3 separate regions of the Homo sapiens genome follow, and all the other regions are linked to region 1. Evidence: chromatin contacts called from ENCODE Hi-C or POLR2A ChIA-PET data. All regions are on one chromosome and are shown on one strand. The core of a region is the stretch at or near the end of the contact, and the rest is flanking DNA. Distances in the headings are between cores, read along the strand shown. Region 1 has its middle 140 kb from the start of ARID1B. Region 2 overlaps ARID1B (AT-rich interaction domain 1B). Region 3 overlaps ARID1B (AT-rich interaction domain 1B).

What was found. Hi-C counts contacts between places; a loop is a spot of excess contacts on that map. ChIA-PET counts read pairs that join two places held with the same protein, here RNA polymerase II (POLR2A). Pooled maps may share reads with other maps.
Region 2: a pooled map shows a loop between it and region 1 (3-fold over the local background). The contact joins two enhancer-like sites. A Hi-C loop is called at or near these places in 4 of 37 single-sample maps with no recorded cell type and 5 of 50 pooled maps. POLR2A ChIA-PET finds 5 or more read pairs at or near these places in 1 of 52 experiments (T-cell).
Region 3: a loop to region 1 is called in a map with no recorded cell type, with 2.6 times the contacts of the local background. The contact joins two enhancer-like sites. A Hi-C loop is called at or near these places in 1 of 37 single-sample maps with no recorded cell type and 2 of 50 pooled maps. POLR2A ChIA-PET finds 5 or more read pairs at or near these places in 2 of 52 experiments (OCI-LY7 and PC-9).

Annotation. Positions count from the first base shown.
Region 1 is chr6:156,634,097-156,639,137 of GRCh38, forward strand. No RefSeq gene overlaps it. Among named protein-coding and RNA genes, the nearest start is that of ARID1B, 140 kb to the right of the region's middle. Within about 2 kb of position 2,600, at least 3 of the 41 ENCODE cell types and tissues checked have a DNase peak (open chromatin) inside an H3K27ac peak, as active enhancers do; they include OCI-LY7, where a contact is called at or near this core.
Region 2 is chr6:156,849,614-156,854,654 of GRCh38, forward strand. All of the region lies in intron 2 of ARID1B (AT-rich interaction domain 1B), which reads left to right. Among named protein-coding and RNA genes, the nearest start is that of MIR4466, 72 kb to the left of the region's middle. RefSeq lists enhancers at 2,770-3,467, 3,468-4,163. Within about 2 kb of position 2,723, at least 3 of the 41 ENCODE cell types and tissues checked have a DNase peak (open chromatin) inside an H3K27ac peak, as active enhancers do.
Region 3 is chr6:156,806,134-156,811,174 of GRCh38, forward strand. The region is part of intron 1 of ARID1B (AT-rich interaction domain 1B); the gene reads left to right. Among named protein-coding and RNA genes, the nearest start is that of MIR4466, 29 kb to the left of the region's middle. RefSeq lists a silencer at 3,148-3,348. Within about 2 kb of position 3,063, at least 9 of the 41 ENCODE cell types and tissues checked have a DNase peak (open chromatin) inside an H3K27ac peak, as active enhancers do; they include OCI-LY7, where a contact is called at or near this core.

The DNA.
Region 1 (5,041 bases), core at 1,350-3,849:
GCTGGTGGGAAACCAGGGAGAGTTTATGGGCTCACCAGCTGTCTGAGCAGCAGGCAAGCAAGTCTGTCTAAGCTACAGGACTTCAGAGGCAGCCCATACTCCAGACTTCCCAGACCTCTCCTAGAGGATGTGGGCAGGCAGGAAACATATCAGCAGCTTGGTAAGACACCAAACACAATCAGAGGGGAAGGAGGAAGTGGGTAACGCCCAAGCACACATAGGCTTGATGGTAGAGGTGGCCATAAAACTCACTGAGGAGACCCATTCTTATTTCCCCCTAAGGCCATCTTACCATCCCCAGGCAAGAACGGTGCTAAACAATGGCTTCCAAGTGCCCATTCCGGAGGCAGACCATCATTGCCATGAGGCAGACCATCACTGCCATTAGCCCACGCTTGCGCACTGCATCCTCTCTGCTCACAAGGGGTAAAAACACAGGAACTCCTGCTTAATGCTGGTTTTTCATTTGGCTCTTTATTCTTATCTGTTCTTGATTCAATGACCATTTGCAGTTAGATTTTTTACCTAAATGGATGATGGTCACCATTTTTTTAGTTACCCCATCTCCAGGGCTTTGACTGCACAAAACTTACATCCAGCTCTTTAGCTAAAGTTAGATTCACCTTGTGTCTTGGCTCTTAAGATTTCAACAAGTTGTCTGGCCTTGCTTGAACTCATAGCTCTGCAAATACAAGGTCTATTGGAAATCTAGAGTTGTCACCTTTTTCCCCTGGGCAATCAACTGTACAATCACAAGGAATGTTCGCGATTGCTATTACTGTAACTCTCGGAACACAGGCACCATAAAACTCTGCTGAATAAAAAGAAGAAAAAGACTCATAACTTAAGAAGCTGCCAGGGTTTAAAGTGTGGCCTTCAGAAGCCCAGGACTGCTGAGCCACTAACGCCTGAAACGCTTGAGTCTGAAAAGAGACATAATGTATATTAGCTTTCTCAGCAAAAGCACTTTAGCCAACTCTGTTTTCATATTCCTCAACTCAGTTCCTTTGAAAATGAAAGTAAAAATAAAGCAATACTCCTTATAATTTCCTCAAGACCTTGGAGTGTGGGTTAAAGAAAATCTGCTGATTCTGCTGACCTCCGCGAAGGTGTCGTGGGGGCGGGGAGGAGTCACTGCATTTGGGTCTCGTGCGGGTCCCTAAGAGCTGGGCTTTGCCTGTGCTTTCGATATTTTCTTTCAAACTTGCCATTTTGCTGCTGCAGCTGGGCTTGTCAGTTTTCAGTACTAATGGGTTGTGATGGGGTGTCAGGGGAAGTCAACAATCAATGCTTGAAAAAAACTGGTGGGGGCCGTTGTGGGGTGGACCATCACTGCTGACATGGCCAGGAACAGAAATACAATGGCCTTCTTTTGTAGAAAAATAGACAAGAAATACTACACTGTGTTTTGCTTTTAAGATTAGTATAGATTTTTATCCTTTGATGACTGGGTTGTCTGCCCTTCCCCCACTGTAAGTTTGGCTATCAAACAACATAGATTCTGGCTTTTAAATAAACCACTGTACAGTATAGTTAACATTACAATTCATGGTGTGAATTGGAGTTGTTTCTTGCAGGAAGATGAATGAAGATGGGGAAATGTCTGCCAAAACAGAGGCATGAAAGAAATGGTGTGAGATGGCCAGGCTCACCTTGTGAATAGGCCTGTTTTAGGAAAAACTCATTTAGACCCCAGTGTTGTGTGACAGTAGAATACCATTACAGTAACGTTCAGCATAATGATGCTAATGGGAAAAGCATCAGTGCCTGGCTGAAGTTTACATCCAGGGCAAGAAATCTCACTGAACATGTTTTTACTAATAATTCAGTAGAACCCTATTGTGACACTGGTATCAGAATGCAAGAACAATATTTGCCTCATGCGTTGTTTTACTCAAGTCATATATCAGGGATTATACGTGGAAAATGATTTGACCCTACTGTAATATAATCTGTGATAGCAAAGCACTTTCAAAACAGGGCTTTACTGTACTTATTGACGTGAATTCTACTCATGCCAAGAATCCCAGAGTGATAATCAAGTAAAATTGTTCTGAGTTAACTTTATATAACACTTGAGTTCCTGAAAAATTTGGGGTGACTCGGAGTAAAACTCAGAATCACATCCTTATCTATCCACTTTGTAAATTCAAATCTACACGTAACAGGTTTTCTTTTTTTTGTCGTTTGTTTTTTTTTTTGAAACGGAGTCTCGCTCTGTCGCCCAGGCTAGAGTGCAGTGACGTAATCTCGGCTCACTGCGAGCTCCACCGCCCGGGTTCACACTTAACAGGTTTTCTTAAAAGAAAGTTCATCTCTATTCATCTTTCTTTATAAAACTGAAAATTTTTGCCTGTAATCCCAGCACTTTGGGAGGCCAAGGCGGGTGGATCACTTGAGGCCAGGAGTTTGAGATCAGCCTGGCCAACATGGCGAAACCACCTCTCTACTAAAAATACAAAAATTAGCCGGGCGTGGTGGCAGGTGCCTGTAATTCTAGCTACTCAGGAGGCTGAGGCATGAGAATCACTTGAACCCAGGAGGCAGAGGTTGCAGTGAGTCAAGATCACGCCACTGTACTCCGGACTGGGTGATAGAGTAAGGCTCTGTCTCAAAAAAAAAGAAAAGAAAAGAAAATTTTTGTTGCAGAAAAAAAATGTGAACACAAAGTGTCTAAAGTTATAGTGAAATAAAAAGCAGCTTTGCTAATCCCATATTCTTGCCTGAACTGTGTTTGTTTCTTTCACCTACTTCACAATCTTACCCAGCCCAATTGTTACTCTCAATTTCATCATTTCTATATTATAAAGATGTTAATAAGCATATAGTAATGTAATGATTGCAGTAAAATAACACAAGTTTATTTTTTTTAAAAAAATCATCCACCAAGAAGATAGGGTGTACTTCTCCTATTTCTCCCACTAATTGCAACTAAAAACCCTAGACATTATATATGTATATAAATCAAACATAAGAAGACTTTGAAAGGTGGATGGAAGGAGGTAGACTGAATGGGGGACTTGGGACTCAAACAATGAGAGTGTTGAGTTCTCTGGGTTTTCTTTCTGTCTCATATAGCCTGGATTTGGAAAGGAAGAAGCTGGCAACACTGAAACCAATAGACGCAGACAAAAATAACACCAGCGAAAGTCTCACTGGCCTTTTTCTTATCTGCAGAAAATTATTGATCTTTGCTGATATGCTTGTTACATGTATATTAAATAGTAATTAACAAGGCCACGTCTCTGCAACGTAGGCTATTTTATAATGCGTGTTGCAAAAATGCCTGCCTGTTCTTGCTGATTGACACAGGAAGACTCCCCTTTCTTCTGGTGTGTGTGGCTCCAGGTCTTGTCTGCAACCTCATTGCTCAGAGCTCTGGTCCCGCGGGTCTCTGTACTCTGAACCTGGTTTCACAAGGGCACGGCTTGAGGAGGGGCTCATTGTGCAGCTTTAGTAGGAAGACAACCTTTCTGTTTGGGATTCAAGCTAAAAATGGATTCCACTGCCACAATTGCACAGCAACATCTATATCTTGCCTGTTAGTGTATTATGATTTAACATCTTCCCGAGTTACAAGAGTTCAGAAGATTACTATTTAGTCATCTTAGGCTTATCATTGTGTAGGCTATAAACGGTCAGAAAATCTTGAATGAACAAATAAATATCTATTGGCACCACAGCTCAAACAGAACTGAAAGTACGTACACATACACACACACACACACACACACACACACACACACACCCCAAACACTGAAAATGCTGAATAAACTATTTTTTAATGCATACTCAAAAGCAAGGAAAGAAAATTCCCTGATGTCAGGAAAAAAGAACAACTCAAAGAAAAAGAGGTGAGTGCAAGCTGAAGCCAAACAGATGACAGGGGCGTTGTAAACAGATACAGGCCTAACAGGCGTGGGACTCAAGTTTTAACGCCTGTACAGCAAAAGGAGATGAGGCCTTGGGCCTGTACAAGACAGAAAAGCTGAAACGAAACTCCTGTTTAAACTGGAAGCCATGAAGCTGTGCCTAGGTGGTGACACTGAGCTTAGAAAGTCGGTGCCTTGGTTTAGAGAATCAGCAAGGGAGCTTGCCATAGTGCAAGGGGTAGGAAGCCTCACCCATAGGAAGCTGAAGCCAGTGCCTGCTACACACATGTGTGGTGTTCACATCTGTATTACCTACATGAGGAGAGAACCCCAACCAAGAAATTAAGACAGGCACTGATCCAGCAATCCCACTTCTGTAAACATATCCAAAACAATTGAAAGCAGGGTCTCAAATAAATGTTTGAACACCGATGTTCATAGCAGCATTATTCACAATAGCCAAAAGGTGGTAGACACAAGTACTCAGGTGTCCATCAGTGGGTGAACTGATCAATAAAATGTGGTATATACATACAAGAAATATTATTCAGCCTCAAAAAGGAGGAAGATTCTGTCACATGCTGTCACATGGATGAACTTTGAGGACATTATGCTAACTGAAATAGGCCAGGTACAAAACGACAAATACTGTGTGATTCCACTTATATGAGGTAACTGGAGTAGTTAAAGCTCATAGAGACAGAAGGCAGAATGGTGGTGGCTAGGGGCTGGGGAGAGGGGAAAACAGGGAGTCACTGTTTAAAGGGTATAAAGTTTCCATTTTCTAAGATGAAAAAGTTTTGCAAATTGATTGCATAATACCATGAATATACTTAATGCTACTGAACATTACTATACACTTAAAAATTTTTAAGTTGAGCGAGGTGCAGTGGCTCATACTTGTAATCCCAACACTTTGGGAGGCCAAGGTGGGAGGACTGCTGGAGCCCAGAGACTTTGAAGGAGCAATAAGCTATGATTGTGCCACTGCACTCCAGCCTGGGTGACAGAGCAAGACCCTGTTTCAAAAACAAAAAATTGTTAAGATGGTAAACTTTAATTTAAAAATTAAAAAGAAAACTGGTACAGAACCAAGGAAACCTCTGGGCCCCACAGAAGAGCAAATGGAAAACAAGAATATCTAGACAAGAGCACGGTCGGGATCCCAT
Region 2 (5,041 bases), core at 1,473-3,972, 220 kb after region 1:
CCAGAGAGCAGACAATCACATTCATTTTCTCCTTCTTTTCTTGTTCATTACTAGATGGAAGGGGCAAAAGAAGAAAAAGACAAATATTTGGGTGCTTTTCTGTGCTGGGGAGGATAGCTTTTTTGGTTTTCTTTTGTTTTTAAAGCCCTTAAGGACCGTAGTTGGTAAGCCAATTGTCACAGTTTGGGTGGACCCTAAGGAGGGGAAGCCGTGTCATTGGCCCTGACACTGATTATTGAAGGACAATTGTTCACTTTCTCTCTCGGATTAAAAATGCATGAAAGCACCTTTTTGACACCGGGCTTTCTGAAACCCAGTGCTGTCTTTTTTTGTAATACTCCTGTGGATGTTTTTGCACAAAGTGGCACCTGTTAGAGCTGGAAGTGTTCTTGCACGGCTGTCTTTGATCTAGTAGCCCTGGACAACTTTAAGCACATAGTTACTAGATGCAGGCCCGCCCAGCCCCGGGAGAGCATATCTGGCTTGCACGTATTTAAGGTGATGTGCAGAAGAGAACTGGACCAATTGACAGGCTGCACTGTACACAATTACTGTGTTTCCCATTTGAATTATCACTTCATTTCTGAAAATGGAAAAGATGGGACGGAATGATAGGAAGTTTTGAGAATGCTACAATATATGATTAAATTGGAGACTCTTTTTGACTGGACAATATGAATCTGTATTTTTATTATTGCATTTTGGGTGATTTTGGACGCCAGTATTCTTATTTAGGATTGAATTCTCACATGAAATTGTGTAAATATTTTTCTTTTTGAGGACCTATTTCTAAAATTAAGCGGCTTTTTTGAATTTGTATTTTGAATTCCTAATTTTGTAGGCTATGCCACTTTTAAGACATAAGTGCCTAAAAGGATGAAAAGTAATAGAAAGTAGAATGGGGAAGTGGAAACACTGGAATCACCCCTTGCACTGAACGCATAGTAATTTTTAATGATCACAGAGTGGCTCTTCGTTGTAATTAGTGTAATTTCTCAAACAAGCATTTAATGTATAGGCAGTTTAAGCATTTTTTTCTTTCTGAAAATATGTTAGACTAATATTCTTTCAGAATTTCTTCTGGGAAGAAAGAATTGTCTATTTAAATTTTACTAAGGTTACCTTTTGAAGACCACTAACCTGGTTGAAGCAGTTAAACTTGCTATCCGTTCTTTGAAACCACATTGAGTGAGAAAATTAAAAAGGAAAATGGCTTAAATATTTTCCCCTTGACAGGAGAAATGATAAGTATTTACTGTAAAGTGTCCAGATAATGTAAAGGAATATGAAAGTCACAAAAATTCCCCCATCATCTTTCCACTCACAGATAACAAGTGGTTGTATGAAGGGAACGAGGTGCTTCATTAATCTTTGAACCTTGCGTATTTGTCCCGTATTTATTAACAGCATTGGGCAGTGTTTTTGAATGTTCTGTGTGGTTATATTATTTATTACCGTGGGGGAATGAGCCAGGTCTGGCTCTTTGAACACTGCTAATTTACATGAAGAAAATGTCCCCAAGGAGGAGACTTAACTAGGGAAAGACTCAGTTACCTTGGCCTCTCTCTGTGTGTGCCAGAGCCCCCCTGCAAGCACTAGGGGCTGCTTCTAGAAAGGGGACCCAGATCTTAAGACTTCGAGGAGGAAGATACCCTATTTGTTCTCCAAGACCATTCAGTCGTGAAGGGTTCAACTTGTTCCGGGTTATTTATTTAGCATTCTCTATTTTCTGCTTTGCTTTTGACACTCCAATGTTTAATTGTATATTTAGGAAATAACAATGAAGAGTACGTTTTTAAAAAGAAGAATGTTTTCTGGAAGGGATTTCCCCCCACTTTTGGACAGTGAGTTAGACTCCTTCTGAAGCCTCTGGATCTAGGTTATTACAGGGTTTGTCTTCTTGAAGCTGGAACTGTCCAACTGTTGTGCTATTTCAGACCTGGCCTGTCTTTCACTTTCAAGCTCCAGAAATAATTTATAGCTGTAGGGTGTCAGGAGTGGGTTTGAACTGGGCCTGCCCAACGTAACATGGAATTGTGCACAGATTGTTAAAATTACTATTTCTGCATTCAAATGACTAAGTACAGTAAACTTTTTACTGGCACAGTTAATTTATTTGAATATTTATTGGTCGAGTGCTTCACGTAGAAGACTAACATAATGAAAAAGCCCAGCACATACTCAGAGCTGATTTGGCTTTTTAAAAGATTCTAGGCTTGAATATAGCTAGCTAAATGGTCTTTAGCAAATTGACTGGCAGTAAATTGATCCCTGTGGACTGTGGCTTGAATCAGCCTCTCATTCTTTAAAGGTATTATGGAGATATTGTTATCTCAGCGCAAGGCTGGTCTAGAAAAGGGATGCTTTCAGTACAAATACTTGTTACTTACATATTTCCTTCCTAACTGGGTAAAGTTATATTTCTATTCTTTACCTCTCGCAAGAGCATATAGGGACTTCGAATCAGAATATTTTGTTCAATTGTAATAGCCTTCACAAATTTAGTTTGTTTCTGTGTTTAAGTCTCTTTTGACTTAAAAAAAAAAATTTGAGGCCGGGCGCAGTGGCTCACACCTGTAATCCTAGCACACTGGGAGGCCGAGGTGGGAGGATTGCCTGAGGCCAGAAGTTTGAGACCAGCCTGGGCAGCATAACGAAACCTCCCTGTACAGAAAAAATTTTTAAAATTAGCAGGGCGTGGTGATGTGCACCTGTAGTCTCAAGCTTGAGCGGTTGAAGTGGGAGGACCCTTTGAGCTCAGGAGTTTGAGGTTACAGTGAGCTGTGATGAGGCAACTGCACTCCAGCCTGGGCAACAGAGCAAGAAGACTCTGTTTCCCTGTCTCTTAAAAAAAAAAAAAAATTAAGAGCCAGTGATTTGGACCTTCATTAATTCAGTGTTTTCATTGACTTACTCATATGACTATTCCAACCAGAAGGATGTAATTTTTCCCCCTCTGAGCCCCCAATTTTACCATTAGCAGATGTTTTTCCAAAACTAACCACAAGGAAGCATGTCAAGACTAACTCAGAGGATTATACAGAGGATTAAACTATGATTTAATTACAACAGTGGGCTCTCTGGCTCTATTAATAGCTAATGACTTGTATTATATTTTCCCGTGCCTGTGAACTCTATGCTATTTTAGACCTTTCAGATATTAGCGACCCCAGCTACAGCTATCTTACTTACTCTGAAAGTAGGAGCCTCTCGTTTCATGTTTAGTTTTGTTTTATAACTTAATATTTCTTCCTCCTTCACTTAATTGGGAGAGCAAAAGGTTTACTAAACAAACAGGTTTGAAAACCCAAAGCTTCCCTCATGTCTTGGTGAGCTTGCTGTGAAGTGGAGTAGCCTGTTATAATGCTGATAGGGATAATGGCTGGAAGCTTTGTGCTTCCTTAAGGAATGTGCTACATGCATCATTTGCACATACAGTGATCGGTTTGACTGGTGGAATTACTAAGACCATGGTATAGGGTGGTACTTTAAAATCTTACAGTGCTTAAGGACTGGATTAGGAATTAGGACTTAAGAATTCTAGGTTTAACTCTGTGCTTTAAATCTTACTTAACACATTGGGATTATAGTACTTAAGTATGCCTGTATTGAAATGTGTTGTGAGACTAGATGAAAGTCTATGTAAAAATGAATTTGAAATATTTGGATATATTCTTTAAAACAATCTTATTGTGTGTTTTTATTCAGAGCCCTAGAGTTGTCCTGAGGATGAGTATTTTCCCACCGCGGGCATGAAAATGGATCCTAATGGTAGACCCAGTCCTCTAGGGTGGTCAGTTTGAGGCCCAAGCTTCCTTTCCAGGGAGGCAGTGGCTTAACCTGGGTCACCCTGTAGGAGCAGTAGCTGGAGGCTGCAGGACAGGTGCTTTTTTCTCCTCCCACGTGTGCTTTTTGTGGTGGAAGAGGGGGCAAGGTGTAGAAATGTCTGACTCTGATTCCTCCATCTGCCAGCACAGCTTCTCTTGTTCTCTGTGGTCTCACCTTTATGGCACAGTACTCTTTCCTATTTGTCTTTGAGCTCTGAGGCTCAGCCCTAACCTCGAAGAGATGGCTTCTGCATCTGTCAGATGGGTCTCATAGTATTACCTGCCTCCATACGTTTTGTTTTTAGTTTTGTTTTAAGATAAGGCCTTGTTCTGTTGCCCGGACTGGAGTACAGTGGCACGACCACGGCTCACTGCAGCCTAGGACTCCTGTGTTCAAGTGATCCTCCCACCTCAGCCTCCTGAGGAGCTGGGACCACAGGCATGTACCACCATGCTGGCTAATTTCATTTTTTGTGGAGATGGGGTCTCACTATGTTGCCCAGTCTGGTCTCGAACTCCTGGGCTCCAGTGATCCCCCACTTTGGCTTCTCACAGTGCTGGGATTACAGGTATGAGCCACACTGTGCCCAGCCCTCCATAAATTTTTGTGAGGTTAAATGAGGTGATACTTGTAAATAATTTAATGTTTTCACTCACTAAAAAACAAACTTTTTTTGGTGAGAACGTTATGAATGTTTTCATAAAACATGTCGTTCTTCAGGGAGTTGTGAATTGTGACATTAACAATTTCCTTTTATCAACCAAAGCTAGCTACTAGTACCTGTTCCTACCCCCTCCTCTTTCTGTTTTTCTGGCAGGGGGCACTAAGGAACGAACGGAATTGCCAGGGTGAGCTGGAATGAGCTTGAAAGGCTGTTTTCCTTGGTTTTGAGTGATTATTGACTTGTACTTGGGGACTTTCTGTGGAATTCAGAAAATTAAGGTTTCTTATGACCCATAACCTGAGGCAGTTCAGGAAGCCCTTTGGGGCTGTGAAGCAGGGGTAGGGGCTTGTCCTGGAGCAGAGCACGGAAGATTCAGGTGTCTGCTTGGTTCCTCCAGGCTCTGGGATGTTAAGCTTATTAAATAGCCTCTCTAGACCCAGGGAACATGTTGGGTCAGCTTTCAAAATTGACAAAATTGTCTCAGGACTGAGGAAGTGTGGCCTGTTCCACAGTGCTTACAGCCTGCTGCTGTAAACCGTCGCGGTGTGC
Region 3 (5,041 bases), core at 1,813-4,312, 170 kb after region 1:
TTCTGTTTTCTTGTCCATAAAATGGGGATTAAGTGAATTGCTGGAAGGGTGCGTTGCCCAGGTCCTCAATAAGTGATAAACTCACGTTCAGCACATTCAACAAACTTTTAAAGGTTTTTAAATAAAAAAAGCAAAGGCTTATGGTCTTTGGAAGGTTCTTTTAGTTTCTCAAGTTGGGACCCCATGCCTTACCGTGCCACTGAGTTGAAGAACAGGTTCTACCTCTGGCTTTCAGAACCTCCTTAGAGCTGGTTTGGAGGTGTTCCTGCTCTCTACGTGTCCTTTCTTCTAAAAACACATTTCACAAAAATACATTTCACAGACTTTACTGTATCATATTTTCAACCAGAGTTTAAATGGGGATTGTTTGGTTTTGCTTAATAATACTACTTTACAGATGATTTAATAATTTCCAAAGTGCTTTTCTTATCTAGTCCTCACAGTAATCTTGCGAGGTTTGGTTAATATCCCTGTTTCGTGTGTGCTGAAGCAGAAGCACAGTGACTTGGCTAAGGACACGACTTTATTTCAAACCAGGTTTTGTGACCCAAATCTGAGCTTTTGCACCTCACACTGTTGCTGTGGTGTGTTACAGTGATTCTTTAGCTTAGAGACACGTTTGGATCAGGGGGTCAGCAAACTTTTCCTACGAAGGGCCACATAGTAAATAATTCAGGTTTTCTGGGCCAGATGATGTTTGTTTCAACTACTCAGCTCCGCTGAGGCAGTGCTGAAGTGTCCATAGACAATCCGTAAATGAACGTGGGAGGAGGCTGCGTGCCAGAAAAGCTATGGATGCTGAAATTGAATTTCATGTAATTTTACATGTCTTAAAATATTCTTTTGATTTCTTTCCCCCAACCATTTAAAAATGTAAAACATATTCTTAGCTTATGGGTCCTACAAAAACCAAGCGGTGGACCAGATTTGTCTGGAGGACCGCAGCTTGCCAACCCCTGGACAGCGTGCGTTTTTCCATTTCCAGTTCCGTCCAAGTATTGTGCACCCCCCCACGCCCCACCCAGTGAAGCATCTTTGTTTGCACAACTCTTTATTCTCTAGCATCTCAGCTAACAGGAAGCTGGGAGAAAGTTCAGATCTATGGAGTGGAAGAGCCCAGGGTGAAGGGAGCCAGCGGATCACGTGGTGTCGGAAACGCCTTAAGCAAGAAGCTTGCATGTCAGAAACCAAGCTCAGGGTTCTCTGTTGTGTTTTGGTTTTTACTGCCCGCCATCTAGTTGAGTTTCTTCATGTTCTAGGAGCTCTGTCAGTTCTTTAATTTCCCCCCACTAGAGTTTTGAGGTTTTTTCTTAAGGTTTTTTTTTTTTTGAAAAAGAGAGTTACAGACATGTAGTGCATTAGTATAGTTTGATTATTAAAAGATTCAAACGCTGGCAAAAACGTGTATGTTGAATATTTAAACTCTCATTTACTGCTTCCCCTTCCCAGAAGTATATGCTCTTAAGTTAAATGTGTCTTTTAGTTGATTTTAAAATACTGCATGTGAACATAGACAATTATATAAATATAAACATCTGTATATAAGATGATATTGTACGTGTTCTCTGACCTTTTCCTTACAGAAAGTTCCTTGGATCACACCACAGTGGTTCGACTTTTTGCTTTGGGTAATTTGTTGTGTGAGCAAGAGAGGTTCTCAGTTGTCTAAGCAGTCACTGAACAGTGAAAAAACACAATATCATTTTTTTTGCTGTGGACTGTGGAATCATTTTAGAATGTCACCCTCTTTTGAGGCAGTTGGCAGGATTTGCCCGGAAGGATCAGGATAGGGTCTTTGGGTCTGAGTCCTGCGTGACTTCCTTTTCTGACAGCCTCAGATGCAGTCCTAGACTCCCGTGTCATTGAGCGCTGTCCATAACATCTTACCATGAGTGTGCTATAAAAATACAACCTCTTCATTGTTAAGCCGTGTTACTGTTGAGGCTTTAACCCTATTGTATCCCAAAGCAGAAGCAGAGGTAGATATTTCAAAGTAATTGGATTTAGTAATTGAAATTTCAAAAGTAATTGAGAGATGAGAGCGTTTCCTATTTGGAAGACATCAGCTGGATTTTATTTTATTTTTCCCGAAGTTATTTGCATTCTGTCTTGTTAGCTTTAGAAATAAGAACAGGGAAAACAGAAAGGAGAACATGTAGTGGTATAATGTAGATCTTAAAATACTTCAGAGTTCTCATTCTTTTTTTGGTATGGTACTCAATAGGTATTCTAGTCAAATGTAGGCTATGACTTTGTAAATAATCTCTCTTGAAAAAAGGGAGCCTTCATTGTGTTCTTGGCAGCCTATCACGTGGTGCTCTTGTGAGTGTGGGCTCCAGCCTACATTGACCGTGAACCAGAGCAGCCCTGTTACTAAAGTCAATGCTTGTAATTCTCTTACAGTCCTCATACCACAGATTTCCTTGCAATCATACTTTTTTCTTTCATTCTCTTTTTTACCTGTTTTGTTTTCAGTCTCAGCTAAAATTGAATATATATAAGTGTACTAACTCTCTATAAAGAAGTCTTTTTCTAATCTACATGCCACTATGAAAATTGAAAATAAAAACATTATCTGTATTGTTTAATAAGGATTTATTCATTAGTTGTGCACATTCTTTATTTGTTCATTTGGTTTTAAAATATCAATGCTCTTATTTTTACTTGATGAAAGGAGAGAAACTTCTTTTAACGAATGTTTTTAGAGGCACTAAAATCCTTGATTAAAAACAGTGTTAAGGATTTGTATTTCATTGTGCTTTGGGAGAAATGTCTTAAGATTTGTACACACGAGTTTGTTTTATCTGTGTGACTCTAATTAAAGTTAATCAAAGTCACATGGCTTAGCAAATCACTGAAGTTTCTTTTTGGAGGTTTTTATTCATTTTAGTAATTTGATTTGTTGATTTGCTATTAATCTTTTAAAAGTAAAACATCAATAACCTAATTTTATAAAGTATCAGGTGTCTTTTTTTTGGCCTACTTTACGTTACTTACTCTGTACTTTCAAGCAGGCACATAAAGGCTCAGTCTGTTTCAGCTCTGTGCACTGCTGAGCAGTGTCTTACCATGACTGACCTCCTGATTAAGAGGAAGTTAGCACGTGAGAGCCACATTGAGTCTGCTGGCCTTAGCTTCATGTGCTATGTGAGAGATGTGGTCATTTTGTACACAGGATGTTATAATGGGATATTGACATTTTACGGATCCAGCATCCTGTGTATAAATTAAGCTTTCTTTTTAAGAAGACATTTTACAGTTGTAAAATTCTCGCCTATTTGAATTTTGAGATCTTGATGAAACATAATCCCTGGAGTGCTCTTCCACTGTTGCAGTGTAATCTTTCCATATGATATCTGATTTAGTTGGAAGCAACTTAGTAATTATGCATGCTTAAAGGAAGCAACTTAATAAACAGGATTTTAGAGAAACCCAGTCAGAATTGTAAAATGGTACTGCTGAATCAATTGCATTACATAGAATTACTGGGTTAGATGTAGGTTTGAGATAAGTGGGCAGACCTGAGGCTCCTGTACCACCACCATTGTCAAGAGCATGTGAAGATTTGCCTTTTTCAAAGAAAAAAAAAAAAAAAAAAAAAGGACTCCCTTTCCCTTGGTTCGTTCAAAAATGATTCAAAAGTAGCCTTCTCAAGTCTGGTGGCTGAGGGCCACCAGAAAGTGGAGCGGGCCTTGGTTCTGACATGGGCTTAGCATGGTAGGCTAGGTAAAGTCAGCTCTGTGGAGGTGGGCACAGTTTGTCATGTGGTCAGGTGGCATGCAGAGGACAAAAAGATGCAGCTCTGAACTTGAGGATTTAAGCAATCATCTGGGAAATCAGCACAGCATGTGGCTGAGGAATCAGATTCAGGAGGGAGGTGAAGACTGTCAGGTGCAGCAGGCCCCATGTGTGACCTCTGCTGCTTTACATGTGAAATATAGGAAGGGGAAAAATAACTATTGAAAATCATTTCTGTTCCTTGTCAGCTTATACACATGTACTATTAAATAGTCACAGTTTAAACTACTTATTTTCAGTTCACTATTTTGTACACATTGTCCTATATTGGTATTATTGCTAGCATTTCTGCAATTTTTTGAGTTAGAATTTAGGGTGACCTCTCAAGAATATTTTGTCATACTGATTCCATCTACAGATATACGTTGTGGTAGGTTCTGGTTATAAAAGTGTAAATGGTAACAGCTGCCATTTACCAAAGATCCACCTGCCAGCCTGCCTGCTTTATAGATGAGGGGATTGAGGCCTGGGAGGTTGAGGAACTTGCCTCAGCTCCTGGAGCTGCGTTGGATTCCTGCTCTCATTCTGTCTTCCTTGTAAAGCGAGAGGGGTGTTCTCCTTTGGTTTGTAAACTCTCTTGCTATTTCACAGCCTCTGGTGTCCAGAAGACACATAAACAGACAATGGCAACCAAACCTTCTAAATTTTAGAACACAGGTTTCCTCAGGGGTCTCTGATCTCTTGATCATTTTCATTTTGCCTGGTGGTTTCAAGACAAACTTGATATAGAAGGTGATCCTTGAGTCAAGGCCTGAAAGATGAGGAATCAGCCCCCAATAACTTCTGGAATCGTGTGTCTTCAGGCTTCTGGAGAATGTGAGAGCACCAACACCAATATTTTGCACAGCAGCAGGTCTTATGTGGGAGGGGCAAGAGTGAGGAAGAGCTATATGAAATGTGTATTATTTGTATTAGCTTGTGGATTAGTTTGCTGTTGCTGCATAACACATTGAGTGGCTTAAAAGAACACACATCGATTATGTCAGTTTCTGGAGGTTAGGAGTCCAGGCATGGCTTAGCTGCCATACTCTGCTTGGGGTCGTAGAGGCTGTAATCCAGGTGTCAGCCGGGCTGCATTCTCATCTAGAGGCTTGACTGGGGAAGGCCGCCTCAGACTGTTGGCAGAATTTATTTCCTGGTGGCTGTAGAATTCATATCTGCCTGCTTCTTCAATGCCACCAGCAGAGAGAGAATCTGTAACTTCTGGGAAGGCCTGGACCCTCTTTTAAAGGGCTCACCAGAT